2 separate regions of the Mus musculus genome follow, and region 1 is linked to region 2. A link is a contact called in ENCODE Hi-C or POLR2A ChIA-PET data. All regions are on one chromosome and are shown on one strand. Each heading gives the region's core, a stretch centred on a gene start or an enhancer-like site at or near the end of the contact. The rest is flanking DNA. Distances are from core to core; before and after follow the strand shown. Region 1 holds the start of Dntt (deoxynucleotidyltransferase, terminal). Region 2 holds the start of Blnk (B cell linker).

Evidence for each region. Hi-C counts contacts between places; a loop is a spot of excess contacts on that map. ChIA-PET counts read pairs that join two places held with the same protein, here RNA polymerase II (POLR2A).
Region 1: a loop to region 2 is called in a map of v-Abl transformed pro-B cells, with 2.0 times the contacts of the local background. The contact joins the promoter of Dntt here to the promoter of Blnk in region 2. A Hi-C loop is called at or near these places in 1 of 37 maps with a recorded cell type or tissue (v-Abl transformed pro-B cells). POLR2A ChIA-PET finds 5 or more read pairs at or near these places in 2 of 5 experiments (Patski and embryonic stem cell).

The regions. Positions count from the first base shown.
Region 1 is chr19:41,027,824-41,030,770 of GRCm38, reverse strand. Dntt (deoxynucleotidyltransferase, terminal) reads right to left here and starts at 1,496. Exons shown (of 11, transcript NM_001043228.1): 1 at 1,130-1,496. The coding sequence starts at 1,332.
Region 2 is chr19:40,992,844-40,995,543 of GRCm38, reverse strand. It overlaps Blnk (B cell linker), which reads left to right and starts at 1,323. Exons shown (of 17, transcript NM_008528.5): 1 at 1,323-1,532. The coding sequence starts at 1,486.

The sequences.
Region 1 (2,947 bases), core at 247-2,746, 35 kb before region 2:
ATACTCAAAAACGAGTTGAAATATTGGATTGTGTGAAAAGAACATCAAGGAATGAAGTTGAGAGTGGCTGTGATGACTTAAAACAAAAAATAGGAGACCATGTGACAAAGACTCAGAAAAGAGAGAAGCCCAGAACCTCAGGAATTTTTGATTGGGGACATTTTAGCAAAAAATCTAAAAAGATCCCCTCAGCTGGGCATGTGGAGTGTGAAATTCCTGAGTACTGACCTTGGAAATGTGTCTCCTCAATGTCTCCAAAGCCAGCATTTCATCAGCAAGAAACGTTTGGCAATTTTCTTTTAAATTCAAAGACTTTCCAAAATCCCAAGTGTAAAAGTCAGATCATCTCTGACACGGTATGTTCAGCACCCCTCCCAACTTGCATGGCTGAAGGCAGTGAACTGAGTGCCCCCCCACTCCCACTGTAACCCCAACACTTCTGTCTGCAGCCGTCAGGCACACCAGGGCCTTTTACTGGGACTTTCTGAATCGCTTTGATTCTTTTCATTGGGTCAAGAGAGTGAACGTACACAATAGTCAGCAAAACAATGATAATTGGTGCTTACTGAACGAGTGCAGATGGTAGCTTCAATCACCTCCCTGCCTAGACTCTGATCATAGCACACTGGGGTGCCATCTGTCACCCCTAGACAAACATCTTTAACCAGCATCTCTTCCTGAAGCCCACTTGGACCACCCTTTGGAAAACCATCACCAAGGCCAGTAAGGTACCTGTGGTGACTCACCTCAGCCTAGCCCACCATAGACCCTTAGCAGAGCAGGTGTGTATAAGTCAGAGCCAGACAATCAGAACACCCTCCCTGCTCCAAAGTAGCAATGTAAAAAATTGAACCCAATGGTGTTGGTTCAGTTTGGTACAGAATGGAATCGAGTGGTTTCTATGTGGTTCTCTGACTAGTTTTCTGGTTATCACTCCTGGATACTTAATCTCAGAGTCAGTCATGGGAAGCCATATTTTTTTTTAAAAATATTATTTTTTGGTACCAATTAGTTTCTATATAATCTCATTTAGTCCCCACTCATCTCCCTTAGCCAACTGGCCCCTTGGGTCCCTTGGGGACGTCCTCAGGGCTCCTGCATGCTTGCAAAGTGACCAGGGCTGTCCTACCTGAGCTCATTTTCCACCCTGAACCCTTTCCTTCGGGCCAGCTCCATGAGGAAGGCTCTTCGAGTTGTTCCCATCTTCTTTTCCAAAATGAAGAGGACCAAGTCTCGAAATCGGATGTCATAAGGCGTGGAAGCCACTGGGGTGCCCAGCTGCCTGGGTCTTTTCTTCCGAGGACCCAGGTGGACTGCTTGCAGTGGATCCATGGAAGCAGACAGTCTAGCTCTGTCTGTACCATCAGGTGGTGTCTCCAGAATGAGGGCTCTGATGTCCTCTCACCAGCAAACCCATAGGTACCACCCTGGTGACAACTTCCTGCTGAAGGAATGTCTCACTCTGATCAGGTCCTTTCTCCCAAAATGGAGCTCTTGACAGAAAGAACAGTGAACTTGGGTTTTCATACACTTGATCTCTGCAGTACCTCAGAATAAACTTATGAAGAAAGGGGGACCTCGCCACTGGTTGAGTACTGTTATTTATCTTTAGACATGTTCAAACCCTTTAGGTTGCATTTTAAAAGCCATTTTTTAAAAAATGTATTACATTTGCTTACTGCGCAAGGGGGCATGTGTGTGCATGCCATGACATCAGTGTGGCAGTCAGAGGCATCTTTCCCCCTCCACCGTTGTAGGTCCCAGGAATCAAACGTGGGTTGTCAGTCTTGGTAGCAAGCTTCTATCATCACCACTTAGTCATCTAACTGCTCCTGCTGACTTTATTCATTGATTCCTGCTTTACTCTAGCTCACTTCTATTCTTTCTCTCGGACCTACGTTATGGTACACTGGATGTCTGTAATTGGCACAGATGTGTTACATACAGCTGTTGTGATTTCACGTGAATGCCACCTGAATTTCTCACTCTGCTGGTTGCTTTTTTTTTTTTAATTTTTTTTTATTTTATGTGCATTGGTGTTGGAAGGTGTCAGATTCCCTGGAACTGGAATTGCAGACAGTTGTAAGCTGCCACATGGTTGCTGAGACTTGAACTCTGGCCTGCTGGAAGAGCAGTTAGTGCTCCTAACCACTGAGCTATCTCTCCTGGCCCCATGGTCACTTTTTTCCCAACAAGCCCATAACTGTGATTTTCCTGGCTCTGTCTACTCTGCTGCTTTAGTTACTATCGTTTTGCAGTGGGCACAGGACCACAGGCTCCCGTGTGTGAGCACATTTTATAGAAAGCTAAGGTTCAGACACTGCAGATCACAGAGTATGGGGCAAATGAGATCATGAATGCAGTTCTTCAGACTTCAACCGTGATGCAACTTAGTTTGTTTTTGGTTTCTATTTTTTCAGTGCACTAAGTTTCCAGAGAGTGGTCGCTACATAACTAACATAGGTCTCTGAGACGAGATGAGTTTTGGAGAAGAGTCATGGGCATGGAGTTAGGGACATTTTCACAGCCCTGTGCAAAATGAAAATTTCATCTTTAGTTAATATTACTTAGTAGGTCTCACTTCTGGAACACCTACTACAGGACCTAGGCAAGACCTCAAAACCTTTGCTGACTGAATTCTTATAAGACCATACTGCCAGCTAGATACCCATATAATACGGGGGGGGGGGGTTGTCAGTGCCCACAAAGTACCATACAGGCAGCGAGATGCAGCAGAGAAGATCCTCAGCCCCGCAAGCAACTTGCTCAAAGTCACAGAACAAATCAGTAGCCACCACTAAGAAATGGCTGAGTCAGGACTCGGAGTCAGGTTTGTCTGACTCCAAAATGTATATACTCTTGGGGCCGGTGAGATGGCTCAGTGAGTAAAGGAGCTTGCTGCCCATCCTCGAAACTTTGTGTTTCACCACAGCAGCTAGCACAGTGG
Region 2 (2,700 bases), core at 74-2,573:
CAGGATACATTGCAAGAAAACCGTGCAGGCAGATTAGAGAAAGGCAACAGTTACGGGAAGCAAGTGTCTGCATTTCTCTCCTGATGCCCTACTCTTCTGCAAAGGGACCTCACCCTTCAACCACTCTGAGGCATCAGCTCTCGGACATCCTGAAGAATGGCAAATTCAGATATAGTGCATGAACGTGAACAGTCAAGGAACCAGGAGGACCGAAGAGCTCCTCTTTGAACAAAGAACCTGGGGGTGGGGGTGGGCAGGGGCGGGAAGAAATCCGGGTTTGCTCTCTGTCTCTTCTCCTCCCTTCTCTGGCCTGGTCCTCCTTCCCACTCTCTCCTCAGCCAGGCCCTTGAAGCTATAACAGGAGAGATAACTGAAATCCCTCCACTCTGTCTCCCTCCAACCCCCCGTGCATTCTTTAGACCCAGGTCGATGGTCCTTTGATAATGTTCAGAACGTAATCTCCTTTCACAAAGGTGACTAGGATGTGCCAGGTGAGTGGGGGTGGGGGTGTTCAGGTCCAAGGGGAAGAAAGAACACGCCCTCTCATTTTTTTGTTTTTTGTGTTTTGTTGTCTCGAGGAGTATAGCAGAACTGTCTAGATGGGGTCAGAGGCAGGTGTGGGATTTCACTGTGCTTGGGATACCCCTACACCTGACATGTCGCACTGGGTGTGATGAGAGGGGAAGACATGGAGGGGAGTTAGGAGGCATCCGCCTGATGTCATGTGTTGGGAAATCACTAGGCTTGTCCTCAGCTGACTTTTGAGTGTATCCTGTCTTTATTTGAAAATGGCAAGCTTTCAGCAAGGCAACTCCTGACTCCACACAGCATACGATAGGGTCGCCTTTCCCCACCCCTAAGTGACCTTGACCTTGCACAAAGAATTACCTATCACATTTTAAATGACCACTGCTGTGACCTCGGTGACAAGAACTGTCCATTTCATGTCTTAGTTCTTAAGAAGAAGAGGCTAACCCATGGCTTAATGCAAATGAGCAGAAAGCCCCCAAAGAGCCATCCAGATATAATTGATTATTCAGCTTTTCCTTGTACCTAAGAAGTGGCAGGGTGACTCTGGCCATCTGCTAAAAACAGGGACTACCTAAGGTTTGGGACAAACAGGAAGTAGTGCTCAGTCAGAAACTTATCCAACCTGGCAACACACCTGATCATAAAAGAGCTACTGGAAGGGATTTGCATGCCCAATAAGGTTTCACTACCGAAGTTTACACAACGCACAGTAATCAGCCAGGCTGGCTGACTCCCTGGATCACATGACCTCGTAGAAACATGAAACTTGGCGATGCGCTCCAGCGAGTTTTACTTCCCCTGTGCAGGGGTGTTTGCCAGCAGCCTGTGGGTTGCTCGCAGAAGTCAGTTCCAGTGGCTTGAGTTCTTGAGGCCAGAGCCTTACCATGCTGCTCCCCAGGAAGTCCAGGAGCTGCTGACACCCCCCTGGACAGCGACACATCCTCTCTCAAGAAAATGGACAAGCTGAATAAGATAACTGTCCCTGCCAGCCAGAAGCTGAGGTAAGAGATTCCCTTCGGAGCCTTATTCCTCTTCTTTGCCCTCTAGGGCTCCTCCAGCGCTCAGAGGCACCAAAACCTTGGGATACTTGACCAGTGCCAATCGGTTAGCAATGGCTATAGGGAAGTAGATCAGCTTTTTAAAGAAACGTGTAGGAGGAGTGAAGGAACCTGCTTTGGCTGGTTTTTGCCAGGGATGGGACAAAGAGTGAAGCTCTGGGAAGGCAAGAAGATAGAAAATTTGATGGCCCACATGCTAGCAACAGCCAGCTTTCTGAGTCTGAGGAGGGGCTCATCCATGGTGTGAAGAGCGTTTGTAGTCACTGTCGCTTACTGACTCTTGTTTGTTTTGTGGGTGTTCACCCTAAGTTTATTGGGGGAACTACGCGTCTCTCCAGTACCCTCATGACTATCTATTTTAGAATGTCAGATGGCTCACTGGATAAAGTGCTGAATGTGCAGGTCTGATGATCTAAGTTCCATGCCCACAACCCAGATAAAAAACGGAAAGAGAAGCAACTCCACAAAGCTGTCCTTGGACTCCACAGTCACTGCCAGCCTGGCACATGCATGCCCTGACACATCATGCCCACACACATTTCACACACACATACACACACACATACTGATAATAACAATAACCATTTTAAAAAACAGCTTTGGCAATTTAAAGAAATATATACTAAGAAAGAATAAGCCAGCAGTGGCCTAAGGCATACATACGTCAAGAGACCATGCAAAGATGACTTCCCAGTTTTTGAGTTTGAAGAGCATTGTCTTCTGAAGTGGGGCTGATGACTCTCAGAGGCTGGAACTTTCAAACGTTTAAGGGTGTGTTATATTCCATGTGCAGGCTAGAACTTTGGACTTTCATGAGGTCATACTTAAGGGATGGAGCACTGGAGAGTCTGAGACAAATGACAAGAAAAGACATGGAGTTGATAGAAGGACAGTCTTTCACGGTGGCACATGGGTCTTCTCACTCTGAGGGGTTTGGTAAGAGGCAGACTGAGAGGTACTAAGGGGTCCAGACCAGCGGGCAGCATCAGCTGGTCAGCCATTTTATAGAGGATACCCAGGAGAGCCACAGAGCCTTTAACATGGAAGTTAGAAGGTCCCACAGGCACCCTCCATCTTCTGCTGTGCATCTCACGGAAGGGAAGGGTAGAGC